2 separate regions of the Homo sapiens genome follow, and region 1 is linked to region 2. Evidence: chromatin loops called from intact Hi-C (ENCODE). Cell type or tissue: dorsolateral prefrontal cortex. All regions are shown on one strand. Each heading gives the region's core, and the rest is flanking DNA. Links, peaks and the distances in the headings are about the cores only.

Evidence for each region. A loop is a pair of places that touch in the nucleus more often than their neighbours do. Peaks named below come from ENCODE experiments on the same cell type or tissue, not always from the same donor. Only the 100,000 strongest peaks of a DNase experiment are listed, where the experiment ranks them.
Region 1: it touches region 2 in a loop (2.8-fold over the local background); 4 of 110 quality-filtered maps call a loop at or near these places.

The regions. Positions count from the first base shown.
Region 1 is chr2:191,935,889-191,952,778 of GRCh38, forward strand. It overlaps TMEFF2 (transmembrane protein with EGF like and two follistatin like domains 2), which reads right to left. Exons shown (of 10, transcript NM_016192.4): 10 at 13,158-14,519. The coding sequence ends at 14,423. The region is part of intron 1 of CAVIN2-AS1 (CAVIN2 and TMEFF2 antisense RNA 1); the gene reads left to right. Among named protein-coding and RNA genes, the nearest start is that of CAVIN2, 97 kb to the left of the region's middle. In dorsolateral prefrontal cortex, for the core only: no CTCF peak of the experiment used is centred there; no DNase peak of the experiment used is centred there; H3K4me3 peaks cover 258 bases; H3K27ac peaks cover 907 bases.
Region 2 is chr2:192,153,421-192,170,310 of GRCh38, forward strand. All of the region lies in intron 4 of TMEFF2 (transmembrane protein with EGF like and two follistatin like domains 2), which reads right to left. Among named protein-coding and RNA genes, the nearest start is that of TMEFF2, 33 kb to the right of the region's middle. In dorsolateral prefrontal cortex, for the core only: CTCF peaks have their summits at 9,187 (motif pointing left) and 9,388; a DNase peak (open chromatin) is centred at 9,221; H3K4me3 peaks cover 276 bases; H3K27ac peaks cover 5,609 bases.

The DNA.
Region 1 (16,890 bases), core at 5,658-13,657, 220 kb before region 2:
ACTGTTGTAAGTGATAAGTTGAAACATCATCAGTTGTTTTTCAGTTAAATGACAGTAACAAAATGAAAAATCACCATTAAAAAGGCTATATTTGCATATTTTTATGCTGTCAAAGAACATGGCACTAATGTAGCATAAGGAGAATTCTTAAACAGAAACATTACCGTTTTCAAAATCTAAAGAAGATCAAAAGATAAATGCTGAAATTTCATTTATAAAAAGAAATGGAACAGTTATTTCATGGCAGAATAATAAAAGCACTTTCTAGTGGCATTTTTAATAGCATATTAATTCAAAATTGTAATTTTGAGGAGTGATTCCATCTACATAAACACCAAATGCATTTTAAATGCTTAGTATTATCATGACTAGAAATTAAATTAATAATGCTAGGATAGTTAAATCTGATGTAACTTTCTTAAATCTTTGTAATTACACGAATTTTAATCTACATTCATGTTGAACTCTCATCCTGAACTTTGTTTGTTGTTTAAATTTTTCAAAGAACTGAACATTCCTTCGCTTTTAGGAGGTTTGCTTTGGGAAGTTAACTTTCAAAGACATTTATAGTAATTTGAACCCAACAAGCATTTTAATAGCTGTAGGGCCTGACTGGTCTAAGACACATATACACACACACAATCATATTGTCAGTAATTGTCTTGCTATGTTGCTGATTTTATTTTAACTAAGATGGCTGAACTGAAATAGGTACCATTTTAATCCTGACTGAATGAAGGATTCTTTTCAATCTAAGTTATAATATCTGAGCAAAATTTCATAAAATCAAGACACCCATAAGTCAGGGGAAAAGATTTCTCTCCTCCATTAAAGAAGACTATAAAAGTACTACAAAAGGTTTTGGTAAACGATTCCTTAGGAAGAGTTCTTTGTTTCTTTTCTTCTCTTTCAAGTGTACAACAGGATGGTCAGCAAGTCTAATCCTGCTGATCGTAAGGCCTTTAATGAGACATAGGGCAGCAGGTAGTCTAGATTTCAAAAGGTACATACTATTTAGGGCTTCATAGACTCAGAGTCAAACCTAGAATTTGATTGTCTAATGTATGAGTATCTAGGGTAATTCATAAAAAGTGGACAATTCTCCCAGGTAATGTAAACACTATTCAAAACATTAAGCAATGTGCTTTGTTTCACCACCTTACTACTTGGCAAGCTTTTGTTAGTATTGTACAGGTCCTTGGGTCTCTTTGTTTCCTAGACTATATTCAGCCTTCAAAAGTGATTAGGACATGCGACTGATTCTGTAATACAGCATAAAACAAGGCAGATTGTGCTTCACACAGGATTATCCTTCACTGCCAGAACACCCTGCTGCCAAAATGTCAGTGTGGTGGAGTCCTTGGCCATAATAGCTATGGCCATTGTAGTGCCCAGATGAGATTTTTCAAAGGCTGTGCAAAACAGCCGCCTTACCAAACCTGGTGTTTGTGCTTTCAGACTTGGATCCTCATTACCCCTTTCCCTAGGCCTCCCAAACCCCAAACTCAAGAATGGAAAAAAATCAAGGAAATGCTAAATTGTAGATTTCCATAGTCAGAAATTATTTATTTTGATAGCTTGATTTCAACTGGAAAACCATGGTGATATTTGTTAAACAAACAAACAAACAAACAAAAAAGGAACCAGCAACTAGTGTGTATTATTCATAGGTAGCTTGGCTTCAGAGATTTCCTTGCAGTTTGTTTTTAGAGCAAATCTCTGCTCAGAAGTAGAAAATGCATGGCTAACATTCTGCCTCAATTCCCATGTACGCAATATGGAAGTCCTTGCAGTTGGCACATCCCTTTATAGTTAGCTAAGGTTGTCCTTGCACTGAATTTGTTGTCCCTAATATAGTTCTGTCCCCATTGCCTCTTTCTGGAATAGTTCATTGGACCCAGGACAGATTTGAATGGATCCAATTCACAATAACAAACACAACATGATATCTGCTTGGATTTCTAGTTTACTTTTTTTATACCAAAGAAGGAAAGAGTAATCAAATTTTAATAATAAATGTGCAAACACATAATAGTAACATATACAATTAAAAACAGTTTTATTTCCGGTAGTATCTTATGGATTTTTTCTCTCTAGCACATTTTGGGTCTGACAGATCCAGGGTCTTCTACCTACTAATCATTTTAACTATTAACAAGCAGGCTTTTATTTATTTGAAATTTTAAACCAGGCGGGGGTGGAAATGCACATCCTTAGAATTAGGTAATTTAAAATGGCTTTTCCTCATTTCACCCCTCAACTCTTCCATATGACATCAAAAGCCTGGTTGATGAATGTTGTTGCTGGTGGTAATTTATTCTGAATACATCTCTTTCATTTATGGCTGATCTCATGGAAGGAAAGGTTCATTTTACACCTTTTACCTCAGTAGCTTTGGAAGTACGCTTCTTAGATAACATTATTTTTTCTTTTTTTCTTGAATCCCTTCACATGAATGGCCAATGATAAAATCAGAGCCTGTGTCTTCAACAAATGAAACAGGACTAGGTGCCCCTTGTTCCTTTATTCCTGTCTAGTTTTGTGTTTGAGTTTTATTCTACATATCCTTTCACTTTTTAGCCACTCTGATCTCTGCCAACAAGAGCCACTTAAAAAGTTTTCCTTCTTTGAGTAAAGGTCAAAAATAAGTGATATTAATAAGAAATAAAACGAGAGCACATTTGCATTTTGACAATTGTAAGGATGTATATATGACGTCTGAAAATTCCAATAATGACTTGACAATCATTGATTTTTTTCTGAATGAGCTTTAGGATGTGCCTTTCTTTGGCAATCAAGGTGGTCACAATACATTGTCCCCTCATGCTGCTTTGTACTAAGTATTGAAAGGATACAACGAGAGACAAAGGAAAGAGAACAACATTTACAAATGAATCTTAGAGTTGGAATGCCTTTCAGTGGCAGCAAATCATTTTTAATCTGACAGCTCCTAATTACATAGATTGCAAGATAAAATGCACCTAACAAGTGTCAGACTCACGTGAGTTAAAAAACCTGGTGGGTTGCAAAAGGCATTTGATGCTCCTAAACCTTCCTGAAAGTGAATGTCCTTGAAAGCTCTCATGGCAGTGAGTTAAAGAGCTCAGCTGGGGGGTCTGCTGACATGTTGTAATGACTATAATTTATAGCACACCAGCTCCATACTACCCTTTACCCCAGCAGGGTGTTTCCTGGAAACTGGTATGGCTTATGGAGAATTGGAAGGAAGAAAGAGGAAAGGAAAACATGACTCTGAGGCCCTTTTAGCTGCTTCTGTACTGTTAGCTTACACTTTTGGGGCTCCATTTAGAGACCAGTAACTTTCATACTGAACATATCTTATTCATCTTCTGCTGATTAATGTCATAATGGCATAGTTACGTTCTTGACTGGCATAGAGCAGTCATATCACACAACTTGGAAGAAGCTTGGGGATGACTTAAATTTCACCCATTTATTCATTCATCAAGTTTAATTGGGCACCTACAAAATGCCAAGAACTGTTCTTAGAACTGGGGTCGTATCAACTAGACAGGCTTCTTGATCTCACGAAGAGTAACATTCCTTGGGCGTGAAAAGGTGTAAGAGGGAAAAGATCCAAAAGAAAAAACAACTAAACATACACATGAACAAGATAATTTCTGATATGATATCACTTATAAGACTCTGAAGCTATCTTGTTTAGCCTTTTTCCCTGGCAACTATACTTTAGGCAAGAAGAACTTTGTGTGTGGTTAAGTTTGTTAAAATTGGGAGAATGATGAAGAGGCATGAACAGAAAGGTAGAAATTGAAAGACAGCATCCTTATAATATGTTAAAACAGGCATTCTGGTGTGGTTCATAAACTATCTCTGAGGATAATTTCCATAGCAAAATTTCAAAATAATTGAAGCAATTGCACCATCATTGGAGTAAAAATTTGGATGCCAACATGTAACTTCAAAAGATGTATTATTTCTTCAATTCTAGTATAAAACAGAACATAAAAAAACAGCATAATATGGTGGAGCAGAATAGATTTTGGTTTGATTTGGGTTCAAATCTTGGCAGTGGCTCATCCTGACTCTGTGACCTTTGCCACATTATTTGCAACATTACCTGTTACTTTATGTCATTTCATCCTAAAATTGGCAAAATAATAAAATATCTGGGAATTTTTATAAAAAATAATCAAAATAATATTTAGAAAGTGCCCCAAACAATCCCACTCCTATATAGGATGAGTAGGAGGTTCATACATGTTCCTGTTTTTATCCTTAGTCATAAATTATAATTTTATATACATTACACATTATTACAATCAATAAACCATGATATCAATTCTTAAAATCTTCAAATGCAGCTAGAGAGACAAATTCAGTGCTTTAAGGACAGCTTCATTCCATTACTATCAGGTCAAATAAAGGGTTTCATGTGAAATGTAAGGCGTTTTGATTTTGTGTATTCAGGATCAAGCCTGTCATACTGTTCCTTTGAGTATGGCCACTATTCAAGTCATAGCTTTTGAGGCTTTTTGATATTGTGAAACAACAACTCAATGAAGGATCAAAGGATGGAAAATTGAAGGTTGATTCATGCATTTTAGAGTAAGGATGCCTTATAGCATCGGGCACAATATGAAAGAGCCAGTGCCAGGGAGATGATAACTCGGGAGAACAGAAAGACCTTGATTTCAAAGGAGCAAACAAACAAACAAAAAAAAATCAAGAACTTAATCTCTCTAATGCCTCAGATCCTGACAGAAAAATTTACAATGATGAAAGAAAGAAATAAAATACAGATGACTGGAAAAATTTCCCCCACAAACTGCCAAGTGACCCTGTACTATCTCCAGACTTTCCAAAGATACCTTTGAAAACCTCTCCCACAGAAGCCTTCCTAAATTTAAGGACTTGAAAAGGTCGGTACATTTAACATTTTGTTGCAAAATAAGTGGGCAGGGATTATGAAGTAAAATAATTTTGTATTATATACCATGCTTGCACATATTAAATGCAATTCTTGGTTAATGATTTCTGGTTAATGATTCTTTTATAAAAAAGTGCTTGGTATGTTATAGGTATCTAGTTTATTAGGAATAGTGTTTAGAAGTATTTCTGAAGAAGTTAAGTACTGAGCCCTGAGTTAGGAATGTGATTTTTTTTTCAATATTCTGAAGATAAGATCCAATTTGCTTAATTTCAATTTATAATCCTTTCTTCCAAATGCAATCTGCTCTAAGATCTTGTTCTTCCACGCTTTTCCTAGGTGCTCACAGGTTATCTTGTTTTCTTTCCCTCCTTCAAAGCCTTTTCTCTACCTATGGTATCTGGTGCTTCTATGTACTAGGTGAAAAAAGGTTGACGATGTGGCAAAATGAAATTGCCATCTTTTGTGGTTAGCCAGTGCAGTGAGTGTTCAGTCCCCTTGAGGTATTTTTGTGCAGCTTTTTAGAGAAGCATTTTCACGTCCCCACTGAACTGATAACGATGAAACTTCAATCCCTGTTGCCTTCAATCATTTTCTCATTGTGCCAGCTCAATGAATTTTCTTCGACTCCAGTTCTGGCACCTGGTCTGGCAGAGGCGGAGAAAAGGAAAAATTCTTTTGGGGTGGTTTGCAATGAACTTCACTTTTAATTCTCTGTTAATGTGCATTCTGAAGTCCTATTCAGAGAAAAATTCTGTTCATGTTTGTGACAAAAAGCAGGATGCAGAAAAGTGACAGATGTAAGATGAGAGAAGGGGCAGCCTTTAATCATCTTGTTGTCAAAGCAGCTTTGGATTGCCCTTTAAAGAAAGCGTTTTCTTTGCTGCTTCTGGAAAACTGGAGACTCATTCTCTTGCCCTTTGCAGATTCCTTACCCAGAGGGTTAAACTCCACATTGTATGCCAAACTTCAAAACCCTAGATCTTTGCTACAAAGCAATCCAGTTTATACATTCACATTTCAAAAGAATTGGATTCCTTTGCTCTAACTAGATAAAAACTCTGGTGACTCATTTTACACATAATTCTGAGGGAAGTTTACACATAGTCCTGACTCAGTTTACACATTATCCTGATCCATAAAAATATATGGCAAATCTCAATGACTAAAGAACTCATTTTCATTTATGATTGGACTAGTTACTTCATGGAGAGGCTAAGTGTTAAAGCAGGTACTGTTTACAAAGCAAAAGCCCCTTCTCCCTTAATCCCTGTGTGACTGTAATTAAGCAGGAGAGTTAATTTTATGTAAATCATGCATTACTGTAATTGGGCACAAGTGAACATTCATGTACATCTTATTTAAAAGTGAAATATAATGTTATTTTGAGGATGCTGGTGTAGCAAAGTCTCAATCCTCTGGGGGGAAGCCAGCAACATCACTGGCTGTTTATAAGACTCACTCTTTAGTCTGTGAGCTTAATTACAAATCACCCAGCTCTGTTTAGCACTATTCTGTGAAGAACGAGTCACGTGCCTTTGGAATAGCTGAGAAGTGGAACACTGGGGCTTCCATTCCTATTTCTTTCTTAACCTCCACTTAAAGAGCAGTCATTTTTCTCTTTCTACTCATCTTTTCAAACCTAAACAATACTTTCCAATGGTTTGCTCCGCTTGGCAGTTCTGACCCATATATCCCCAGGCAGACTACAGATGGATTTGTCTTCTACATGCAGGGGCTAGTCTGCTTCCTTTTTTAGCTTGTCTTTTCTAATGCTTCTCAGGGCTGCTTTATAACCCTAGGATTTTGTTTTCCAGGAGTAGCCAGATCAGATACTATCCAGCAGCCTGCACTTGTGATTGCTACAGCACCTCCACATCCCTGGGAGGGAGGGCTAGCCTCTGGGTGGAGAGGATGAGCCTTTCTTTTATTCTTTATCTGGAGAGCAGACCTAGTGCTTTGGGACAAGGTTGCCCTGCAGAATATACAAAATCTAATTTACATATCTTGAGGTCAAGATTTGTAAGGAAGAAAATATGCACATGACAAAACTTTTATTTTAAACATATTCTCCTTCTCACCCAGAGTCCTGAAAATCATTTTTTGGAGTTGTGCCTTGGCCTGATTCTGCCCAGCCTGCCAAGCCAGCTCCTCTGCCTGCAAACTCTGTATACACAGAAGGTTAACCTTCTCAGACTTCGGGGCAAGAGGCCTTCCCAGCGATGCCACCTTTCTGCTCCCTGCTTTCTTGCTGTCATTTCATAGTCCTGAAATCCTGATCAGATATTTTAGACTCAGTTCTTCTAGAAGGATTATTTGAATGGACAATCTCTTACATTCCTCTTCCCATAATTGCCCTCCTCCTACAATTCAATAGTTTGTTATCTTCATTCCTTTCACCTTTCCAGGGCTTCTGATTTCCCACTTAGCTCTTTCCGGTTCACTTTCTTTTTTCCCCCATACCATATATTGTCATTTCTCATGCTGAGGGTGACTTACAGGAACTGTCATTGGTGAAGAGGTTACGGATGTGAACAGATGAAGTAATTTCTAGCTAAGAATTTTGTTTTCCCCGCAAGTGAGTAGTAAGGAGATAAGTGTGTTCTTTAGTGGCCATAACATTTTCTCTTCCTCTTGGTTCTTAGAAAAAGACTCCTTTAGGTAACATGTAGTGAAGCCTGTTAGTAGAATTCAGTCTGTCTTTGCTGAAGTAATTCTTCCAGTAAAATTCAATGCCATTTTGTATTAGCTAACTTCAGCTCAGGTAATGGGTAGCAGCTATTTGTATATTACTTAAAGGAATGTACATGATTTTTTTACATTATTTTTAATTATTCAATTTTATGTTGTGTTTAGGCTTGAGAGTTGGTTTGAGTGCTTTTGAATATTATCAGGTGTTGCATTTTTGAATAAATAGAAGTAAAAATATGTACACTTAATGTCATTGCTGTTGTTGTTCAATGTTACACTACTTATACAAACTCCTGGTTCTGAACCAAGCTGAATGCCTTAACTAATGGCAGTGAACAGCTCTTTACTCATACTGTGCAAGGCAGAGGAAGAGACATCAGTGGGGAAGGAGAGCTCCAGTTTGAGAAAAATAACTCAGCTTTGAGGCTAGCACCAATTATGAGATGAGTTTAACTTAAGTGTGAACTGGTGAAAGAATGGCAGCTTCAGCATAATGTGTTGTGAGCATGCGATGGTTAAGTGGCAAAACCCTGGGCTTCTCCAGCTTAGGGATCAGAGGAAGAGACCTCCACAAGGTGAAAAGAGAAGAAACAAAGCATCTTTAGAGTGAGTGGGGGGAAAAACTGCCTTAGCATCTCTGGATCTAGGTAGATACGACTTAGGCACAGGGATAATGAGGGAGAAACTGTCAATAAGGTTTCCATGCTTTATGGGTACACTTTGGACAGATGCAGAGCATGAGACTGAGAATGCCTTCAGCTGGCATGAAAGTGCGAAGACAAAAGGCCCCTTTTAAGTAGTATGTGAGATGGTGGAAGGAAAGGTAAAGATGCAGTGCAATAGAGATGATCCTCAGCTAAATTCTTTAAAGGCCTCACTGACTCGTAACTGAGAGTGATTGAAATGTACACAAAAGCTACACTGTATATGTGTAGTTTGACAAATTATGCTTAATAACTATTAAACTTCATATTCTTTAGTGAGGATTCAGTTTATTAATAAATTATTTTGTCTTAGAAAAACTCAACATATATTAATATATTCATATAAATTATTTGAAACGATATACACAAACACCATGGTGCTTTTCTCTTGGTGGTGATACTATTTTATGCCTCCGGCTTATCTATATTTGCTAATTTTGCCAGTTAATAAAGTAATAAAGTGTTACGTATGTAATATATTTATTAATTATTTGATGTACTTCATGATAATTTGGGCTTTGTTTTCATGTCTAGATTCATTAGAAGGCCCCTGTTTTCAAGGTCTAAGTTCATGGAAAAGAATGAAGCTAGATTGTGGCAGAGAAGGGCTATAATGGAGGATGGCTATTGCATGAGGTGAAGAAAAAAGAGGTGGTTATTACTTCGAGAAAGAGAGAAAGCCCAATAAGGGGAGACATCCATAGAGAGGAAGGGAATAAAGCCCTCTCAAAATACAGCCAAACCCAAAAGAATGGGTTTGACTGTGTGGGTCTTGACAGACGCTGCCTCGGGACGATCACCGTGGCTGAGCCACTCGTGTGGGGAGTTCCTGTGATGGATCAGGAAGACAGGGAGGTTTAGCCATGGCAATGGGACCACTGAGAACGGAGGGTGGGGCCTTGCTCCTGTTCGTCTCTCCCTTTCCCCTATAATACCTGATTTGGAACTTCTCATTAGTTCTGAGTTAGGTTCTTGTCCTGGATTAAATTTGGCTTGGAAAAATAAAATATTATTTCTTTCATTTCTTACCTGATACAAGAGAAAGAGTAAAAATTAATTAAAAATTAAAAATGTACAAAAGATTCAAGTTAAAACAACACATTTAGTATTACTGGAAGTAGATATCAACCAAGGTGCCATACCCAGAGTGGAGGTGTCAGTAGATTTCTGTCCACGGTGAGGCTGGAAGGAGGCTTTGAATGTGCTGGGTAGCAGGTGGGACATCACACATAACTTCCTGATGTTGATTTCAAAGGTTCGTATTCATTTGTATATTTATGCACTTGTTATAAAACCCACCCCATTACTTTGTATCATCCTCTGTTTCTCCTTTATCCGTCCTTTATGTGAGCTTCCTGAGGATGATCGTATGCATGTATCAATTAATTCAGTGAAAAACCTTTTATCATTGATATTCAGATGATTAATTATATAACTAACACGTCTACTGTAACTGGGGAGGAACAACAGGTGGTGCAGGGGTTGCATAATTTTGGCAAAGGGAAGGAGCATCTGAAGACAAACATTAGTAGAGAGTCTAATATGACATAGAGATAATCTCTGTCATATTTCAATAGTCTGCACTGATTTCTCCAGGATCCATGCAAGGGAAGACTTTGATCCTGCAAAGTCACTGCAATATTGACTCACTCATTCCCTGTCTGAAATCACACAAGAGGTTTAATGGTATGTGCTTTATCAGGATAGACCTATTTTAAAGTAGCAGAATGACCCCCTCTTATTCAGACACAATACCAGTGGACCCATTTGAAAAAGAGAATTAGAGATGCTGTGTTGTTTCTTAACTCTATATTGTCTTATTTTCCAGAACCAAAACCAGCTCTCTTGTCTTCAAAGAGATGAGAGATGGTTTTTTTTTTTTTTGAGTAAGGATAACTGCTTGATTCCTTCTGTGACCATATGATTCCCCCATGATGCAATATTTAACTGATGAAATGTGGTTTCTTCTTATTTATTTACTTTTACAACACTTATTTATCAAATCTCTATAAAATAATTTCCATATATTGGAAGTTCACTGTGTGCATGTCACTATTCTGAGCACAAGTATGGATTGTCATGTTCATTTCTCAAACTAGTCATATTCGACATGGAATATATTTTTTTCTCCATTTAAAATATGAGGCATAATGAAGTTAGGCAACTAGCCCAAGGTTAGTTAGTAAAGTGAAGCTTAGACTGGCAGTCATATCTGCCTTGCTTCAGAGGCCAAGTTTTAAACATTATGCTCACTTTGGAGGCACCCAGTCCTCACTCACTACCCAGTCACCTTGTCCTATTTTTAATTCTTTGTGTAGAACTTGAAACTTTTCAGTTTTTTTCTTTTTTTATTGTTTGATGAACCCTCTCCCCTCATGCACCTTCACCTCCTCTGCTGAAATGTGAGCCCGTGAGCAGAGACCTGTTAGGCACTTTATTGCTACATCACAGTACTTAGAATAGTGTCTGGCATGGTGTAGTATCCAATAAATGTTTCTTAAGCAAACGAAAACAATTGGCAAGGCACTGATTTTCTGTTTTTTTGTCACTCCTTTGCTAAGGGAAAAACAGACTTGCATGGACAATTAAGGAACAACATGAAAAGCACTATAAGATAATTAGGAAGATGGCCAAGGGAGTCAGAGGGGCTTCACTGATAAGCTGTTATTTGCTCTGGGTTTTGTGAAGAGAAGGGTGTGAAGAAAGCATGAGGAGCATGTAAAATATCAGAAGCAAGAAGTCAGAGTATGTGTGGAGAATGATGAAGTCATTCTGTGTTAAGAGGACACCTCTCCAGCCTTGCAGTTCCTCTTTCAGGGTCCCCAAGCACTCTGAGCTGACCAGTATCAGAGCCTTTGTCACATTCTTCATAATTTTTTTATTTACTTCTCAGTCTTCCCCATAGGACTGTGAGATCTCTGATGCAAGGAACTGGGATGTTCTGATGGTGAACTACTTTCAGGCAGGGACTCTGCCTTATTTATCTTTGTCTTTTTGTAACTTAGCATGGTGCTGGTAACTGAAGGCCCTTGGTAAATTGATAATAAATGTATAATGAATGAATGAGTAAATGAGGGAATGACATGGCTTATTAGCAGTTTATTTATTTATTTGTTGAGACAGAGTGTTGCTCTTTCACCCAGGCTGGAGTGTAGTGGCGCAATCTCGGCTCTCTGCAACTTAGCCTCCCAGGTTCAAGTGATTCTCTGCCTCAGCTTCCCAAGTAGCTGGGACTACAGGTGGCGCCACCATACCTGATTAATTTTGTATGCTTTTTTTTTTGTAGAGATAGGGTTTCGCCATGTTGGCCAGACTGGTTTTGAACTCCTGGACTCAAGTGATCCACCTGCTTCGGCCTTCCAAAGTGCTGGGATTACAGGTGTGAGCCACCACGCCTGGCCATTAGCAGTTTACTTTAAAAGGATTTTGAATTTAAGTTGAGGATAAGCAATAAAAGTAGTTAATATGGTCCTTGGTAGCAATAATATAAGTATAGTGCCTTTTTCCTGAATATATAGAATCTTGATAGAGAGACAGAAGTGATCTTATGGACGAAGAAACTGAGATCTGAGATATGAAATGGCTTGTTCATGGTTCCACAGCAAAATTGCAGGTCTAAGTAGAACATGAATTTAAGAATCACAGCTCTCAATTAAACTTGCTTTCTACAAGTTCTGCTATATAGCGTGCTGGTCAGACAACTGTAGTAGACTGTGCAATTCTGAGCTCTACACTCAAAGAAATATAATGATAAAGGAGAATTTGTCCAAGGAAGGATGATGCAGATGCTAGGGGGATGTGGAAGTGATATCACATGAAGAACAGATGAGGAAATTAAGGATGTTTCACTTGGAGATGAAGAGAGTTGCAGGAAGGCTGTGGGGTGAATGGGAAAACATGATTTCTGTCTTTTTATTTTAAATTCATAAGTCATTATTCCTTTGCTCCCAAGAGAAAAAATAGGAGCCCTGGGTAGAAACCACGTAGAAATAAGCATCATCTTGATATAAGAAAGAATTGTCTGAAAAATTATAATTGCCCAAGGATGAAATTCCAGATTATCAGAAATATGCCAGTAGAGGCTGGGTGATTATCTGTTAGTTCTAGATTGTGAGTTTTTTTTTTTTTTTTTTTTTTTTTTTAAAGCAGAGACCATGTTTTATTTGTATTTCCCTAGGACCTTAAATAGTGCCTCTCACATAGTATGTGCTCACTTAAGATTGTCATGCATCTTTTAAAAGGAATTCCTTCATGGGTTGGGTGAGCATGGAAATGGGCAAGAGTGTATTGTACTATGAACTCCAAGGACTTAGGTTTATGATCATTTGATAAAAATTCACATACAGCAATGCATCCATATCTAACAAGTCAAATCATTTCACCCTCCTACAAGCAAGAGTCAGTGGAATTTTTTCTTTTAATCTCTATAAGTCTCTGTGGATGTTGCATTTTTTCCTCTTCCTTTATGGGGAGGAAGGGTTTCTTTGTCACAAGTATCTTACAAAGGAGACCCTGGCTCGTTACATCTTTCTATCTGTTAACCAAACTAAACTTCCACGAAGAAGTTGAAAAGGAATTTGTCTTGTACAGGTGGTATAGGGCAGATTTATGGGAACATTTGAGTGATGGTTGTGCCAATAGAGTCACACTTTTCACAGTGATGACTAATCTAGAAAACCAGGTTTTTCAGAGTCCTAAATCCTACTTAGATTGTCACCTTTATTTATGTTTTAACGAGTATTTTAAACAAACATCATTTCAGAAAATAAATTTTCACTGAATATTTTATATTCAGAATATGTTGATTTGATATTTGGAGTGTCCTTTTTTTTTTAAAGTCCACGCACAGGTTATTTGAAGGAGACAAAGAGAGCTTTATTTAAATTTACTGTGTTAGCCATGGAAAGCTTTGCAGAGCTAAATGATAATAATTGATTTATTTTCATCTTATTCCTTGAGAATTTTCACAGCTTATTTTTTCCAGATCAAGTTGTGATACCTATTTGTATGCACAAATCAAACAAAAATCCATACCAACTTCCCAGTGAGGTCTTTCAGATGCTATAGGATTAATTTTCTTTCTTACCTCACCACATAAATATGCTCAAAACATCTCTCTGTTTTCATGAAATATCGTCATCATCATCTTAGTTCCATTACAAATTATGGTGCTGCATTAGCCACAAAGCTATTCATGGGGTATTGGTTGTGATTCTAACTTCTTTTCAAAGAACTATATACTATACATATTGTATGGTGCTTTTGAGAATTCACGATTTTGGTGTTTCACATCTAGTGGTGTTATTACATTTTTCCCCTGGTAATTCCACCCACCTAAATGGAATATATTTTGCCACTCTGTGTATACCTAGTATGTAACTTGTTCAGTAAGTTCAGATATATGCACTTAACTGGGGGATTCTAAGCTACTTCCCCAATAAAAACCAATATTTTCTTTCCCTCTCCTTTATGAGTTATAAAACACTTTCCCTCCCCTTCTTCTTTTATTTAGTTTATATGCCAGAGATTTTTCTGCTCTAGGGATGAAAATGGAAGACCAGGGAAGAAAGTTGATGAAATAGAGATGATTCAAAGATCGGAAATATTTTATCCTCACTCGATATAAAGTAAATTATTTTTTCTCTTTTCCAATAACCATCATTTCCCTTGATCTTGGAATCATTCAAAACCTAGCCACTGAGTCCTGTACGAACTAATGTGCTGTCTCAAGATGAGAAGAAACATGAAATATTGGTAGCTGTACAGATTGTACTAGTCTGATTATATTTACAGTTATGAGATACCGCAAATTTAAGAATGCCAATTTTTTCTCATCACTGAGTATTTATTATATATAACAAATACATGGGAAAGAAAAAACTATATTGTGTGATATAAATAGTTTATTTACATTACAGAAAAAACATCAAGACAATGTATACTATTTCAAATATATCCATACATAATCAAATATAGCTGTAGTACATGTTTTCATTGGTGTAGATTACCACAAATGCAAGGCAACATGTGTAGATCTCTTGTCTTATTCTTTTGTCTATAATACTGTATTGTGTAGTCCAAGCTCTCGGTAGTCCAGCCACTGTGAAACATGCTCCCTTTAGATTAACCTCGTGGACGCTCTTGTTGTATTGTCTGAACTGTAGTGCCCTGTATTTTGCTTCTGTCTGTGAATTCTGTTGCTTCTGGGGCATTTCCTGGAAGGTTGGAAAGTTTACAAATCTCAGTCCAATGCTATTACCTAAAGTTTGGCCCTACAATCACAGAATAAAGATGTGGATTAAGCAAATTATTAAAATATTTCAGATGAAAGAATTTATCATTAGTAGAAGCTTGGATTATTTTGGAAAAGTTATTATTTTGCTTTTCTGTGCAGTTGTCTTTAAATTTTTGTTGGGAATTGAACACAGGCAGAAGTTGAAGAGGAAGACATTTACTTTGTCCTTAACTGCTTACTCATTAAGGCACAAAGAATGACTCAGCACAATGCAATCAAGCAAGTCATGGGCCCATTTTATCTCACTTTAAAGGTCTTCAACAATTTTATATTTCAAATGTCCTAAGAATGAATGTTATATTGACTTTTCAATGTTATGAGTTTAAATCCTATCAAACCAGAGAATGAACCAACTGTTAATATCTGATATGTAATGGAAAGGAATATTGTTTTGGACCAGCCTAATATCATTTTTGTACATTACTAGTATAAATTAGGGACATAAATTGGTACCAGTTATTTAGCATCTATAAAAATCTAATATTCAGTCAAATTATCTGAAAATGTCTGACTTTTTTCTCTTGTAACAAAAAATGCTTTGACTATGCAAATGAGAATAGTGGAAAGTTCATATAAAATTCTATTATAATAATCTGTGAAGTATCAGAATATATAAAAATATATGAATATACATACACATATATATCACGTGTGTATATGTGGGTTTATGTGTATGTATGTGTGTGTGTGTATGTATGTGTATATAAATATATATATGTATAGTTTTAGAGGGAGGATAGATCTGTTAAAGAGAACATGGAGCTGAAATCACATTCCCAGCAAATGGCAGCTAGAGATAAAAAGATCAAAAATCCAACTTCTCAACAGGGCAACTCTTCATTTTGAAACATGTCTCCAAATGTCCATACTTTTTGTGACACATGTGGTGTTTAGGAGGAGGGCAGGTGTTTGGCTAAAATAGTGATGCAAAAGAGAAAAGATTTTTTTAAAAAAAGAAAGTAGAAAGAAGGAGAAGAGATAGAAGAGAGATGTAGAAGACAGGAGAGACCAGATGAGGAAGACGAAAAATCAAAGGAAATGGGAGGACTTCTGCTTGTTGCAATTTTGTAAATCTTTTAGCAAGACCTATTTTGAAATAGGTCTTGACAGACAAATGTGGCCAGGTCATCAGGAAAGTAGGGTTTCTGGGGTTTGGAGACAGACAGCCTAGTTGGAAAGTCTGGTTTCAGAGCAGAATGTTTTCAGGTGAGTGAAATGAATCCACACTGGGAATTGGTGTGCTTTATTGACTAGTATGAATCCTGGAAAGGCTCTAGAAGGTTTGGTGGTCTTAAGGCAGATTTGTAAAAGGCATTACAAAATACTAATACAGTTTATGTGCTATGCCTTCCCCTCAAAAGCCAATAAATTGAGGACAGGTTTTATTTTATTATAACATGGAAAATGAGTAAGTCTATGTGCCTTGGAAAAATAGCTTACTCTAATTTGGAGCTCAGTTTAGATAATCTTGAGCAGCAGAATACACAAAATCCTTCCCAGACACAGTGCAGTATGAGCATGGTGAAGTGTCCAGGCTCTGGCACTAGGCCACCTGGACACCATTGCTGCCCTTGTTGCTCAGCTGTGTGAAGTCAGCAATTTGCCAACTTCTACCTCAGGGTCTCTATCTTGAAAGTGGAGATAATTGTTTCTTCTTTGTAATGTTATTAAATGTGCATATATATGTGTGTATATGTGTATACACATATACGATACACACACATAATATGTGCTTACACAATTCCTAGTGAGGAAAGGACCCTGTATATTTCTGTTGCTTTTATTATGTATGGGAATGCAACTGTGATTCATAACAGAATTGAAAACATGAGCTAAAGTATTTACAGTTTTGCATTTGTGTCAGTAGTCGAAGTAGCAATCAAATTGTTGAGATTATATCCATTAAATATAGGTTTTGTTTTTCATGTACTGATATTGGCTAGATATTAGAGTAATATGGCATAGTTTCCTATGTTTTAGATTCTTTTCTTTTTCTTTTTATATGCAGTATTTTTGGTTTCTTGTAATCCTTATGTTCCCCAGAATCTATTTTAATATAATCACTTGGCATCTAAACGTGAGAGTCGAGTTGATGAACTCAACTCGGCTTAGAGCAGCCCAAAGCTTTAGTCAATGACCTGCCCTTAAGCCTTGAGGCCAGGCGAGGATTTATGAACCATATTTTGTCTTTTTCAAGAGCAAATGCCACACTTGTCCTCAAAGAAGATTGTGCAATACCATACTGAAATGCATTATGACCCTTATTTTCTAAAGATACGATACTTTCTTTT
Region 2 (16,890 bases), core at 4,341-12,340:
GCCAATTCCCCAATTCTTACTTGTAGATGCATCTCCATTTTGTGCAGATTCACTGATGGCAGCCAATGATCAGGTACCAGGGTCAACTTTACCCTGTTTGTGATAGAGCAACAACTATTGTGCAAGCTGATCATCAAATATTTTGCCAACCATGGGACATTTTAATTAGACTATTTAAAATCAACACTCAGACACAACTCATGATGGGTAATATCTGTTGATGTGCCATTCTTATATTTCCTGGGGCAGAAATCAACACCTGTGGTATGAAAAGCATATTACAGGCTGTCTACATTGTTTTCTGTTTTGAAAGATGCTGATCTGTCACAGATGCTGACGTACATTGTAATGCTCAAAATACTCTATACTCGAATAGGGATGAAAGTGCTGATGCTACTCAAATAGGGATGAGATGGCTGATGCCTACTTGGGAACGCACCAGAATGGCTGGCACAGGTTCAATCATTAAATAAACATAAAATCGCTTTTTCATTTTGAGAGAAAATTCTATCAAAACTAGCTTAAATTCTTACATGGTTGGGGGAAGGGTGAATACAAAACAGTGCTTGTATATTAAATTTGAAGGCAGAGGAAGTTAAATGCAATGCTAATTCCATTAACCAGTTTCTGATTAGTGACATGGCTGCTTTTGAAAATGGGGAAGGATTATCTTTGTGCTTCCAGTGGTTCCCTTGGGTTCCTATGATTAGAGGAGTCCAAGACTATAGGGGAAATGTTACACTTGGCAATGTTACACTTCAGTATTTAGAACCAGGACTTATGACCTTCCTCATCCAGAAGTGGTGTATGTTTGTGGGGAGGAGAGACACTAAATAATATGTAACACTGGGTACAACTCTCTCTAGTGAATAGTTCAGGGTTGGTGTGTGATAGAGCTTTGTATAAGAGAGAGGACGCTCTGATTGAGGATGTGGTTTGAGTAAGCATGGACATAATGATAACATGTATACTTTCTACATTGGTACAGTAAGCATGCTAAGTTAAATTTCTGACTTAGCCATGACTGGCATTCACTCCTCAAATTCCACAAATCAAAAACAGTGGAGAGCTTCTATTTAGAAACTACTTTGGTGCTTGTGTCTCCAATAAGGACCACAGACAGAACTTTGTATCAACCTTAATGAATTTTATCACTTATTTCATTTATTTTGGGATAACACATAAAGTAGCATCTCTTTTTAATAATCCTTCTAAATTATAAAAGCTTCCATAATGCTTATAGCAGGTACGTTCTTTTCTCTCTTTTCTCTGGAGACTGTTCAGGTGATCGCCAAGGGACTGTTTGTGCTTAGATTCCACCTCCACAATGGAATTGAAACATATACATATTCTTATGAGGCTGGTGATATTGCAACCACCATCTTCATGCAGCTGATTTTTGAGGGCTTCTTGCCTGCTTCTCATCCCTGGTCTTTGGAAAGTACATTCCCCCACTTTGACAGGTTTCTGTACCACTGCATTTTGGGCAGAATAGGTCTAAATGGGTTTTCAGCTTCTCTCCTTCTATAAAACTTATAAGATCTTTATGCGAAATTTTCATACCCTTCCTGGGAACTTTAAGTTGGATATCGATATTTCTTTCTGTTAAAAAAAATAAAAAAGGCAAAGTTTCCTCCCATTGGCCAATGCACCCTGTGGTGACAATTATTAGGTTTTGGTGTTGTACTATACAATTTTCTTGTTTTCCAAGCTTATGGTTGGAACAAAATCATTTAGACAACAATAAAATATTTAAGATAGTACAAAGCTGGAAAGCACCTTATATATCAGCATGATTTTGACCGAGAGCCTATTGGGAGAAATAATTTAGTTTTGGGAGAAATAATTTAGTTTCATTAACTAAAGTGGCTATCCTTGTCACTTTGGCTAATCAACAGTGACTCAGGAACTATGTCTATCTGGGAAAGAGTAAAGAGAAGAAAGCGTGGGTTTTTAAGTAAAATAAGATACAGATTATGAAAATCCTTATAAACACTTGGCTTACAGTAACTGTAATTCTAAAGTATTATTACTAAAACTGAGACTGAGGGTGAGATTTTTATCCAACTTAGACTCTTCAAGATAGGCATTAGTTTGTATCCAAAAGAGTAGGATTGCTGTATTTGGAATCCATGGTTCTAAGCCATAGCTGCTAATTGGACAAGAGAGAGGGGAGGCTTAGCTGTATTTCTGGAATTCCTGGATTGTTTTTCTCTCTAAAATCAGTTTAAAAACCATCTGAGGCAGTTGGCAATGCTGCCCAGCAGCTGCCCAAGTAGCAACTGCAACAGCTGGATCAATACAGCTACTGCTACAACAAAGAGAACTGCCAAGACCCATGAAATGTCTAAATAAGCAGAGGCCTGGTTTTATTTACTTGTCAAAAAAAGAAGAAAAAAGATGAGGCCTAACACTTGTTTTTATAAGAAATTATCTAAGATTTTATGGTATTTCTGCTTAAAATAGCACAGAGGAACTGAAACAGGAATCTAGAGACCAAAGCTGTTACTTACTACTCATTATGTTATAGAATTTATAGCATATGGCTTAATGCTCTTGAATACAAGAAACATTAAAATACAGAGGAACATTTGAAAAAAAAAAACAAGATAATAGAGGTTTCAACGTCATTGAATCTTGAACTATTCACTCAACAAATATATGTTGGGCACTTAATCTAAGCCAGATACTTAGGCTGGTGCCCAGGAAACAGATATGGAAAACAGACAAAAACCTCTGCCCTCTTGCAGCTTACCTTCAATATTTTTATTTTATCCATTAATTCTGTAGCTTCTTTAATTCAAATAAGTGATCTCTTATCCATAATGCTAACAACAGGTAACATTTCATGAATGTTTATATGTACCGGATACTGTTCTAGGTACTACACATACATGAATACATTTAATCCTCAAAACAACTCTATGAGGCAGAAATTGTTTTTACAGATGAGAAAACTAAGCCACAGAGAACAGCATTAATGTGCCTAAAGTTCCACAGTTAGGAAGAAGTGGCATTTCCAGTATTCAAACCCAGAGTCTGGGTCCTTAATCCTTATACCCTACTGCCTCCTCATACAACAACCACTCCACAATGCAGTTGATGGGTATTCTTGATTAGTTTATTTCTATTGATTTAAAAATTAAGCACATTGGTACCTTGTCTTTAAAGAACAAGTTTCTGTTTATAAACAGGGTATATCACCAGTAACAAATTTTACATATGCCAGAAATATGTAGGCCATGAGAGTTCTTAAAAATAAACACAAAAATCCCAGCTCTCAAATCCGATTCCGAATTTGGCGGTTATAAAATAATCACACTTAAAGTGTCTCTCTCACCTGTAAGCCAGCATATACCGTATCTACAGACTGAAATGCTATTTATTTTGCAGTGAGCACAGAATCCTGAGACCACGCAGAAGGATCACTGGGATTATTAGTCTAAACTGTTCCTTTTAGAGATGAAGAATTAAGGTCGAGAGAGGTTAACATATGTTCTTAAAGTCACATTTGAGAGCCTACTATCACTTAGAGATTGTATAATAGTCCCAATTTTTCTTTAACATAATTTGAGGATTAATGGACCAAGATGCAGTTTGTATAGGATGGTGTAGATAAGATAGCTATGAAATTCTTCCCTGGCAACCTCCAGAATATTTAATATGAATATTGTGATTTAGGGAAATCAGTGTCAACTTTTCCTACCTGACATTTGGGACAGTTTAACGAAAACTTTAAAATTTCTTTAGAACAGAAGGTGTTCAAACCCAAATATGGTATAGATAAAGTCTGACTGAGGTAAAGTGGCAACACAGTATAAACTATTAACTTTGTTGCCAAACATATCTGTTTGAATATTGATTTTGTCTCTTAGTAACCTGGACATCTTAGGCCACTTTTTTTACTCTGAATCTTAGTTTTCTCATCTGTAAAATAGGAAGAGAAATGCGTATTACTTAGATTGTTATATATATCTTAAATAAGTTAATGTATATAAGTATTAAAGCTTAATAAAAACACATAAAAGTTAGTTTCTGTACTCTGTGGTTTTCTTAATTATTGTGACTAAAAAACAAAATAGCTCACAAGAAGTGTAACACTTATTTGGATATACGTTTCTGAAATGATGTCTCCAATATATCATATGTCAAGAAGTTTGTAAATATATATTTATTTTTAATGTGAAAGCAAGACATCACTTTGACACCACGTATGGCACTTCTAAGCTTATTTATTTGTTTCTACCGTCCCTATTCCCTCAAATTTTAATAAAAGTATACCTGAAAAGCCCACTATAACTTTATTCCAGGCTATGGTAAAAAAGATAAAATCTTTGATAATAGGAAATTATTTTAAGTGTTAAAAAATCTTCATTGTCTAGCTTAAAATGACTTTTTAAAGCATCACCTGCACCCTTTCTCTCCTTGCATTTCATATTCTAGTCATGCCAAACCATCTGTTGTTCCCTGAAAATGCCATGCTGTTCCGCACTTCCATGTCTTCATGTGCGTTTCCTTTATCTCAAATGGCCTTTTCCTTGTTCGTTTGCCAAGTTCTTACCTGTTTTAGTCTACCAGTGGTACAATCCTTAGAGGCAGGATCCACGCCAAATTTATTTTTGCCTCCCTGGCACAGTATGAGTACCATGCAAAATGTTTGTTATGTGAATTTATGAAGCAGATGATCAAGCAGGGGCAATACCATCTTCATAAAAATGTGAATTTCACAATAATGTAAGAAATTTATCTGTACAGCCGTCTACTGGCACTTTAAGAAAGACTGAAACACAGACTTAAAAAATCTATGGAATGATGGTATTACTGTTCAGATATGATTATCATTTCATAGAGGACCAAATTTAAAGGACAGAACTTATTTGGATATACATTTTTGAGATTATATCTCTGATATATTGTGTGTCAAGAACTTTGTAAATCTAGATTTATTATTTTTAATAAAGCTAGACAGATCTGATGCTAGCCAAGCATTTTAGCCATCAGTAATGTTCATTACTTGGCACAGAGTTGGTATTTCCTAATAAATTTTAAAATAACACTATGCGATATTCAGTAGAAAATAATATATTCAAAATCTACTTTAAAGCATTTACATCAGAATATCACAAACCCATGTAAAAATTACCCATGGTTACACTGACTACTGAAAATTAGCATTTCCCCTATGTTTTTGTCTCCACTCTAGTTCCCTTACATTAGATGTTATTACTCCACACTTTAAAACCTCTAGTGCTGGTGAGACTTACAAGTAAGGATTCAAGGTATTAATCCTCTCCTAAAGCTAGAAAAACAACCACAGCAACTCACAGAATGATCCACTGAAATCAGGAATAAAAATAATTGTGCATCGTATGCTTGTCAATAGGAAATCTTTAGTACATGAATTTAAAAAGAGAGCAAATCGGAAAATGATAAAAATGCCAAATTATTCAACACCTAAACTATTCTTTAATGTTTAACTCATGTCCCAACTCCTTTCTAAGGTTCTCCCTATTGACTACCTAACATAGGGTCGAGCGATCATTTTTTTCTGAATGACTACAGACCATACCTTCTGATCTGAAGTTCCATGTATGGAGGTTTTCACTCTCTCAAAGGACTAGAAACTCCTCCTCAAGGCCAAGAGATTATTCTATAAAGATTATTTTGTAACCCCACAGTGCTAAAAGCATTGTAGATAAATAATAAATATTTGATGACTCTTATTTGTCAACAAATGCTAAATGGGGAATCGCAGGCACAATGCAGATTGTTTTATGCTACCGTTATTTGTAGTTAAGGGAAACCCCCAAGGCAAGACTTTATACAAGAAGGAACAGAGAGGAGAGTGTTGAGGGGGGGATCAAGGCCGAAGGATAGCATCAGGGACTAATTCTTCATTTGACAAATAGATTGTCTCCTGTTCCCCAGGCAGTCTGCTGCTGAGCATAGATGAGCTACAGTAACCAGATTGGCTCATTAAAATATAGTCCCTTTAGTTCAACATGACTCATCTTTATGATGAAGCTGTGATTCTGGGAACTGAATGCGCTAGTTTTGCTACTGTCATGACACCCAAAAGAATAGCATGAAACTTAATTTTTAATGACTTCATATTCAGTTTACTGCCATTGTATATAGTTCAACCTCTGTATGGACTTAACATCTAATAAAATTTGGTAATACAAAAAACTGTCATAGTAGTCCCTTTGAGCAATGGCTTACCCTAACTGCTTGGTATTGAAAGCTTGTTAATCTATTTCAAGGAAGTGTTCTAGATAATTAAACAGTCTTCTTCCATCCCTTAATATTTCCCACCTCATTGCCCTGCTTCAGCAAAACTTATTGCCATGCTAGCACAAATATTGTCTGTTCACTTCTCTAGTTGCAGAACCTGAATAGGGGCCTGATACACAAAATGTTGATCAAGAAATAAAAGTCATTTGCCAAACCAGTTCTTTGGAAATCTCAAAGTCTGAACCAAGAACTTGAACTTCTGCTTTGTGTGAGACAAGGGCTAATGAGAAGAAGTAATAGGGCCAGTGATAATTACTGGGTTACCATTTCCTTTGGCAACGAAATGAATAGACTCTATTGCTGCCAGAGGTTTAGTATTCAGAAGATGTTTTCTATTGTGATATTACTGCCTGGAAAAAGGGCATCTTGTTTGACTGCCTTCTAAAATTTTGAGAGACTTAGGCCTCTTAGGTGGAGCAAATATGTGTGTTTGGGGAGGGGAGGCCAAGTTGGGTGAAATTGAGAGAGTACTCAATAGATTTCAAAAAGAATTTGGTATCAAAGTCAATGTGAAGGCTGAAATATAAGTTGCTGGGTGAGTCCTATTAATACTGTGTATCAACATTTGGTTTGGCAGAAATTCTATGTACCCTGTTAAACACATTTTTGCAATATCTGTACTGTAATATCCACTTTAGTGATAGATGTTTAAGATACCATATTTTACAAGAATTGTCGAAGAATCCATTAAGCTCTATTAGAAAATTTGGCTTCTGGCACAACTCTGGACTAAGAAACTGCCTGGGAGAAAAAAAGATATTAAAAATATTCATTAAGAAAAGAACAAGCCCTACAAACAATTTACCTACAGAATCATAACACAAAAGCAGCAGCAGCAACAAAAACAACAAGGCAACTGGAAGGTGAGCCAAAGATTTGAATATTAAAACCCATGGGGAGAGACTGATCTAAGTCTCTGTGGAGCCTGAGCTTTTGCAATTTAGGGGACCTTCTTTAGAAAAAAATACATTTAACATTACAAAGGCACCATGATGTATATAGATGTATCTTACATTTCCAAAACAGGAAATATAAGATAAATGGAAAAGGATGTGCAGAAAGAACAGAGAAAAAGGCATTTGCAGCAGCAATGATGGCATGGTAATTATGCATTATAGTAAACTGGATGCAATAGGCAGCAGTAATGCTGACAGAGAAGAAAGTTTATGTAGAGGAAAGAGAGGAGAAAAAGAGACCTTGTGTGAAGTAAAGAGATCTTTAAATCCGAGAGTCTAGAGTCATCACTCTGCCACGCTAAAGGCTTATCAATCTTAGGACAGCCATTTTATTGCTAGAGAATTGCTAGACAGTTGTGGAGCTCACCCTAAGGAAGTGGGGACACTTTACCGTCTCCCAGTCTCATCTTCCCATGTCATCTCCTATTCCTCTCCCCTTGCCCCCTCCCGTTTGCATACCAGCGTCCAAGCAGATTCAACCTATGAAACAGCATATTAATTTATTTTTATTTTTTTGAGACAGGGTCTTGCTCTGTCACCCAGGCTGGAGTACAGTGGCGTGATCTTGGCTCAGTGCAACCTCCGCCTTCCGTGTTCAAGCGATTCTCCCTAGTAGCTGGGATTACAGGCACCCACCACCATGCAGAGCTAATTTTTGTGTTTTCATTAGCAGGGTTTCACCATGTTGGCCAGGCTGGTCTTGAACTCCTGACTTCAAGTGGTCTGCCCTCCTCGGCCTCCCAAAGTGTTGGGATTACAGGCATGAGCCACCTCACCGGCCTGAAACAGCATAGTAGTTTGCAAGAAAATTGTATGACATAAGTGAATCCATAAGCCATGTCCATCTAAAGGCAGGCATAATGCACTTCCAAATTTAAAGACTTTCAATTTTGGGATGTATAGTGTAAGCAATTAGTCAACTTGCTTGAGTCAGGAACGATGTGAAAGTTAAACATGTGGACCAGTCTGGAGACAACTGTGTCCTTTTCTTCTGTTAAAGAAAACAGGCTTTGGAGCCATCCTTTCCCCAGTACACAAAATAATGTGTTGCCTAGATCATGAGTTTGTTGTGGGCAGTGATAAGCCCTGTTCATCTTTTATTTTTTAATCTCTGGTCTCTCACTCTGTGCCTGGCATTAAAATGGTGTTCGATAAAGCATAAGGAACAAGCAAAGAGAGGAAGTGTGATTCTTTTTTCATTTCCTGTGAACACATTAAATGCTGGGGGTGTGGAAAATTACATTTGGCATGATGAGATGCTTGATGTTCACCATATTAAAGGTTCTAAAATTACAGAGAGCGTTTTGAAGGGTGCTGACAACTCAAAGGACAAACATAACAACCTTGAAGAAGAAAAAGGAATAGAAGGATGCCTCAGGCTGCTTCCTTACTGATGTTGGTGAAAGTTAGCTAATCATGATCTTGATGCCTTTGGGACTACACTTGATGCCAATGTAATGAAGAAGGCAAATGACCCCAAAGTAAACTTACTTAGGAGACACTTACCAGAAAAACAAGTTGAACTCTATGTCCATTGCTACTCACATCACCATCAGCCATGTTTACATGAAATTACAGCCATGAAACAAATATGAGAAACCCCTTAAAATCAGGGGTGAGTGTGCTGTGTCTGTTATTTATGGATTAAAAAATTTGATAATACCTATCAGGAAAAAAGTCTTTTAATATGTTTTAAATTCTCCACATTAAGCTATCTGAAAACATCAACCACAGCATGCAGTTTCATTAACCAAAAGCCACTTAAACTCGTACCATAGTGAAGATTTACAACTTTAGCAAAGTTTAACTTTTCAACAGGGGGAAATAACTTCTATTCCAACTCATAATCTTTGTTGGCTTTAGAGTTAAAATAGCTCCACCCTTAACTACACAAACCTACAAAATTTACTTTTCGCCAACCCACAAAATAGGTATGATATGAGCGCCCCCTACTGGTACAGCACTACTCCCACTTCATGAATACAGTGAAGGATAGCTCCTGTGAGTCTTAGGGGGAAAAAAAATTGCAATTTACTATTAAAGAAGAGGAAAAGCTAAATGAGCTTTTAAAAACCAAACAATAATCCAAGACAAAACAGAAAATAACTCTTCTCACTTTAAAAGAATCTCTGTGAAAGAAAAATGCACGACATGTTTACAAATATTTGACAGCATCTTTTAAATCCTTGCCCAAGATTAGACAGGCAGAGTGAATTAAATGGCTGTCACTCTCAGGATGAACTGGAGTCCTTATTGATATTCAGACATCACAACAAGCAGAGCTTAATTGTAGTGATGCTTATATATTGATAATAAGATTTTCCCCAAATACCACATATGAAAATCTGCAGGCTTTAGAGAAATAAGCTAAGGAGCACCACGGAGGCTGAACAAAGTCTATGGGTGGGCCTTGGGCTTTCTGCATCTGGAAGTGACTTTCTATATTGCTCTGTGAACTGGGAAACTGAAGGTGGAAGCCATAGGCTTTATATTTCCAGTTACTCAAATTAGTTGTCTCCAGAGTAGAAAATCCAATGTGAGAAAATTGATGGCAAATATAGGTAAAGCGCTATTGTGTGGACATTTACATTGACAAAGAAGGAGAAATGCTCCAAAGGTGTTGCTAGTGATAAGCTGTTACAGAAAAAATATAATGAAAGAAATGAAACTCCCACTCTTTGAGTCAGCAGAAGGGAGCTGTTTCATGATATTTGCTATATTTGTAAGGCTGCAATTTGATTATATCTGATTCTGTTGTCACAATCTGTTACATATCCTACATAGAATATAAATATGTGAAGCCATTTAAAGGCCAAATTATGGAGCTGTCTATTTTTATATTTTATTTTTTACTGCCATACCAGTGATGGTACTTAAATTGTATAAATTTTAAAAGGTAAGTGAAAAACAAAATCATCAATATACTCAGGCTTTATTGAAAAGCCACTAGTTAACAACCCCAAAAGTACATCAATCTGTTTCTCTCTTGAAAGTCTGAGAAAATTACTTTAGATGAATATAGTAGGCTCAATGCATGGGCTTTGGTTTTTAAAATAATGCTTTTTATGACACATTTTCATGTCTTAAAAGTAAACCTACACATTCATTTATGTTAAATGGGCATGGAGAACTTGGCGAGTGCTAAATGACGTGATGGGGTTATTTCTTTTTCTTCCCTTTTCCATATCCTTCTTTGCGTTGGCATGTAACATTTTTGTTCACACCAATAACAATATAGAAAGGAATGGGAAATAATGAGGATAGACATGGCCCCCAGGACATCTGTCACCTTCTCACCACCTTTGTTGCCACCATATTATTCAGGTCAGGATCCTCTTTGCCTGCTCCACTATAATAATCTTTTTATTGCTTTCTTTGCACCTACTCTTGCCTCATCTACAATTCATTCTCCACACAGATGCCAGAGCAATCTTTTGAAAATATAAACCGGATTATATTACTGTCTTCCAAAGGCTTTCCATGATGCAATGAATAAATTCCAAATTCCTTACCACTTCCCTACTCTCCTCTTCTACCACTTTCCTGCTCATTCACTATGCTCGGGCTGCACTTACCTTCCTTCTATTTCTGGATTTCACTAAGGCATCCCTTAGGGCATTGGCCTGTGCTCTTCCCTTTGCTCCGAATGCCCTGCCTCTGATCTTTGTGTACCTTGTTCTTTCTACTACTTAAGGCTTCAGTGAAAATCTCACTCTTACCACAAAACCTAGTAACTTTGCATAACATCACTGTTTTACTTTCTTAAAAGTAATTACAGGCCAGGCGCGGTGGCTCATGCCTGTAATCCCAGCACTTTGGGAGGCTGAGGCAGGTGGATCACGAGGTCAGGAGATCAAGACCATCCTGGCCAACATAGTGAAACCCCGTCTCTACTAAAAATACAAAAATTAGCTGGGCGTGGTGGTATGTGCCTGCAATCCCAGCTACTCAGGAGGCTGAGGCAGGAGAATCGCTTGAACATGGGAGGTGGAGGTTGCAGTGAGCCAAGATCATGCCACCGCACTCCAGCCTGGTGACATAGCGAGACTTCGTCTCAAAAAAAAAAAAAAAAAGTAACCACACTCTGAAATGTTTTTGCTTATTTATTTGCATGGTTCATGTCTGTTTTTTCTCTTCTGAATTAAGCTTCCTGTGAATTGGGACTTTATCTGTATCTCTAGCATCTAAAATATGGTTGGCACAGAGTATAATAATATTATGCTATGTTATCAATGCTCAGAGTACAAATATAGCAATATATAAAAGTTATTAATACATACTAGCAGAATGAATACTCTGAATAAAAACTGTGTGTGTGTGTGTGTGTGTGTGTGTGTGTACCTGTGCACACATACTTGCATGTGCAGGAGACTAGCAAGCCAAAGACACATCACACAAAACAAATAGCACAGATGTTTCTATGACTAGTGCCGTATTTCTCCTTAATAGAAACACCTTACTTTTAACCAAAATAACATATTTAACATATTTTAATATGAAAGTTTATAATTTTCTGTTATAAATCCTTGACTTTAAAAAATAACAGACTACACATAAAGACAGTGGAGAAAAGGGAAACTTTGGAGGTCCAGGAGCCTGGGTGTAAATCCTGGCTTTGCCACTAACACTACCTGATGTTGCATAAATAACTTAATATCTGTGTCTCTTATTTTCTTCACCCAGAAATGGAGGTGATATGTCTTTCTTGAAGAGTTACAGCAAGTACTTAACATATGGCTATAAAATGCCTGACACATAGTACGTACTCATTATAAGTATATTAAAACAAGATAGTTTAGTCTCTAGAGTGTTATACTGGGCTTATCAATTATGGGAGAAGATAAGCTGTATGAACTTTTGTGAGTCATACAAATACACACACACATAAAATTTGTAAAACAACAGTGATGTGTCTTTGTCAGTGTTTCTATAATTACCCCCTTTGAAAGCAGCATACCTAAAAGTAATATACTATTTGAAGTACTTTCCCATCCACTCCCTTTCCTCTCCAATAACCCCAGGGAACAGTAGGCAACTACTGCATTTTTCTTTTGCATAGTCTTGTCTCCGAGGTAAAAAAAAAAAAAAATTAGAGACTTTGTCAAAAAGAATGCTCCCTCAGCATTAGCAGTAGATACTGTGTGCTAGAAATGTCAGAAATCATACTTTTTAATTCTCAGATATTTAGAGGTGAAAACTACTTAGAGGAAGTTAGACAAATATCTCTGAATTTAGAAAAAATTCAGAATTAGTTGAAACAAATACAGTTTTTGAAACATTATTCAGTGTAGTAGATCCCCTTTCATACATTCATTTGCCCAGTCCTCGGGTGTTCACTGAAATGGGCTTGCCTTTTATGACTGTTTGCAGGTGAAGGAAAAGGCACCTGTTTCTAGTTCGTGACGCAGTGGGAGTATAGGTGTGTTGAGCCAGATGAAACTTTTAACTGTTGGTTATTTGAAAAGAAAAATAAGTGAAACTAAGTGGCTGTGAATTTGAATTTTTCTCCCTTTCCAAGCATTGACATTGTTTGTCTTCCGTTTTATGCTTCTTACTCCTTGTCTTGTTCTTCTACCTCCCCTCAGGTATGGGAATTGTTCTTACAGAGAGGGCTCAGAAGAGAGTTATCGGAATGCCTATGTTGCCATACCATGGCAGCCTCAAAACTCTTTATGACTTTCTTCTTTGAAATGTACACATACTTCCCAAAATATACAAAGACTCATCCAGAATTATGTAATGGAAAATGGAATATAGACTTTTTAGGGATTTTTCTTACAATGTATTACATTCCTGTAGAAATTCCCAAAAGATTTGCATTAAGACAGGTACATATTTGTAAAAGATATTGAGAAAGGAGAAATATTTCAAAGTGATAAAAATATTTTCAATATGTAAATTATTTTAAATTTCAGGCTTAAGGCTTTAAGTACCTCTAGTCTAAGGCTCAGGAGGAAACTCAAGCAGTTACAATACTAGACCATTCCTCAGGCTCCACATGCCCTGCAAAACGGGGCAACAAAATGGAGAGACTCCAGGGGCCAGGAGAAAAATGGATGGGATTAGGGCAGAGTTTCCCAAAGTGTGTATCATAGATGACTAATCCCTTTGAATTTTAATATTATTGCTTAAGAAAAAATGTTTCATTGTCAGGTATTCTTTTAAAAAACACGTTTCAAACAAAATTTAGCATATTTCTTACTTCAAGATATATATGAATTTTTTAGAACAGTTTTTTAGAACTGAAGAGTTTCCTGGGATACAAGCTTTTCAGTGCTAAAATCAGAAAAATCCTGGGCAAACTGGCACTGGTTGGTCACCTTATATATGGCTCTTGAAAAGGCATCAAAATATGTTGCTTTTATCAACCTCACTTAAATGGATACTCTTTTCAGAATAGCATCTTGAGGCATTCAAGTCCCACAGAACACATTTTTAAAAGTACCGGAGTAGAAGAAGGCTGTCTAATTCTCCTAGTCAGCAGAATGAAGCATTGATTTCAACCTTTGTCTTATCTGGCAAGAACGAAACCTATTTTTCCTAATAAAATATCTAATGGCAGCATTAAATGCTATTTTAGATGGGTGAGAAATATGCATGTGGTGGTGGAGTTAGGAAAAAAAATCTCTGCCTGGAACACATTTTTCTTTATTTTCTTCTGAAAACATGTGTTGGGCGTATAGAAACAATCAAAGGGAGAAATGCATAAACTTAGTAAATATTGTATATGTTAATACTGAAATGTTAAGAGAATGTATAAAACTAATACAGCCTACCCACGCCTGCAGCTATTTAAAATTCCATCTTTTTTTCCCTTACTTAAACATTAAAACTTTTCTACAAAATGCTGAACATCACTGCTTTCTCCTTTCTCCTTCTGTTATTTTGCATAGAAAAGTCCTTTTCTCTTCACTAGTTTGTTCTTTTACCTTCTTTTTCCAAGTTCTCCTTTTTATCCTCTACACTTACATTTTATATTCGATCAGAGCATTACTACATTGCTGAAGTTTCATGTGTGAAGCAAACAGATGAGATAAAAGAGCATGAGGACAGGGGTAGGAGATCTGGCTTGAAGTTAATGGATGAAACAGAATCACTTTGCAGGTTTCTTCAGAGATGATGTGTATTATGGCATTTCCTATGCCCACTCTCAGTAAGTTGAGGGTCATAGTTAGCAATTACTGGGAAGTAGAAGAGTGGCTTCCGTGTTGATGCATGCATCAACTAATTGTATTCCTAGCAGTTCACATCACTTCCCTGACAGTTCATTCATTCATCCCTTAATTTAACAAGTATTTAACAAGCACATAGCACACGCCAGACACAATTCTATGAAACGTTGTTGGTTGAGTCTTTACTTTCAGTCTGCTGACAGTGATGTGACTTACTCTAAAATCATTTGATCTAGAATCCCCATGGCATCAGATGGAGGCTCCATTTTTCTCTCCATATATCTTTGAGTATTTCAAAAGTCAAATGCTCAAAGAATTCTATTCTCTTTGCTCACAAAAGTAAGAGACTTTCTAGATATGAGGAATTAATATCTAGCATTTTATTTTCCAAGTAATATGCTTTGATGGTTAAAGTAAATTTTATGAACTTTATCATAAATTTACTATCATTATAACTCCTTGAATATTCCAAAAAGACAGTCCCCTGCCACCCACCCCCCACAACTGGTTCAATGTCAAATTAAATGAAGGCATCAAATGGAATTCCAAATAATACATTCTCTGGCCAAAGTCATTTGGGATTTGAATAAGTAATTTGGATGTGGAATAGAGTATTCATATAGGTGAAAATTACCTCAATTACAAACAAACTAGCTAGAATCCTAAAATATCTTCAATTCTTTTCTTTCTGCACACTACTTTTGGAGAATGAGGTAGATCACAAGTTCATATACTGGTATTAGATGACTCTCAGGCTAAGCTTGCAAACCATTTTTGCTAGGCTCCTCCTGGCATGCCATTATTTTTTTATTGTTGTTGCTGGTTTTCAGTCATCTTTTATGAAGTTAAAATACTTCTACAGTTATTTTAGTACACAAAACCATTCATATCCAGCTTTTAATTTAGAATTTCAAATAATTTAAATGGCAGCATGCGAATGTGAGTGGAAACATTTAGAAATTTAAGCACACTTTCTTTTTAAATTTTATTTTTTTGTTTAAATTTTTGGTTTTATTTGGAGATGGGGTCTTGTTACATTGCCCAGGCTAGAGTACGGTTGCTATTTATAGCCACTATCATAACATACTGCTGCCTCTAACTCCTGGCCTCAAGCGATCCTCCCACCTCAGCCTCCTCGGTAGCTGGGACTATAAGCACATGCCATCACACCTGAATTAAGCACACTTTTTGTTGTTAGTATTAATGCATTGGTTCAGCTGAGCAAATATTTAACAAAATTCTACTAAGCACCAGGCTTTCTTTTCTAATATACAGGTATTAATAGTCATTAGCCTGAGGCACATATAATACACAGACTATTTGAATGAATCAGACTGATGATACAAAGTATAATTGATGAGAGACATGTAGTCCAACCAGAAGATTGAGGACAATCATCCTGATGTAGATTTTCATTGACTTTAGTCTTGGAATATGAATGATGTTTAAGCAAAAACATGGGAAGGGTTTTGGATAAATAGAAGAACATTAGCAAAGCATGGAGGTATGCAATCAATTGATGGTCTATCCCACTGAACTACTATCAACAAAAAGTTATACTGGAGTGTCAAGTCTGAGGTAGAGAAAATGAATGATGTGAATGGAGAGCCAGGAACTGAACCAGTTCTGGTGGTCTTTGTATCTCCTGTTGGGAAGACTAATTTTTATCCTAAGGATGATGGACAGCCATTGCTGAATTGCAAGTAGGGGAATTATATACTTAGATAAGTATTCTATGTAAATATTCTGACTGTGCAAGTAAGAAATATTTTACGTAGGCAAGTATGGAATTGGGGAGGCCTGTTAGGAGGCTTTTTTCCAATGCTATAGATGAGAGATACCTAAGGGCTGAAATATACTATTGGTGGAGGGTCTGAAGATATAGATCTGAGAACTATTCACAATGGAAAATCCACAGAGTGTGCTGACTTGTAGAATTGGACCCACTTTACAGCTCTGCCACATTCTATTTCAAAGCAGTTCTGGCATAAGGGAGCTCTCTCTTACTGAAAGGCCAAGGGAGTTTCCTGAATCAATGCCTGAATGTGGCTGGGCAGCCTGAACTTCAAAGGCAGTGTGGGCATGAGCTTCCAGAATATAACCATTTAATATCACCCCACTATTTAAGATGCACTATTTAACTGTACTACTAATTCCTTTTTTTCCTTTAAACTGCCAGCTGTGTTTCTCTTTAATTATATTTTAAAATAACAGCTATTTTAAAGATAACCACATTGAAGTTGCTATTACAGTTGTCTTTTGAGTAACTGAATAAAATTCTCAACACTGTAAAACTCTCTAACCCTTAAGGATTAGATCTCAAACTATATCACGAGGCTCAAAGGGGCCAGAAAAGATGACACTGTATAGCTCCACATGTCCTTTCAACGAGTTGCCACCACTACCACTTAAATCAGTGTGTCAGAAATTCTACTTGCCAAAGGTCATATTTTTCTGCAAGTGCTATG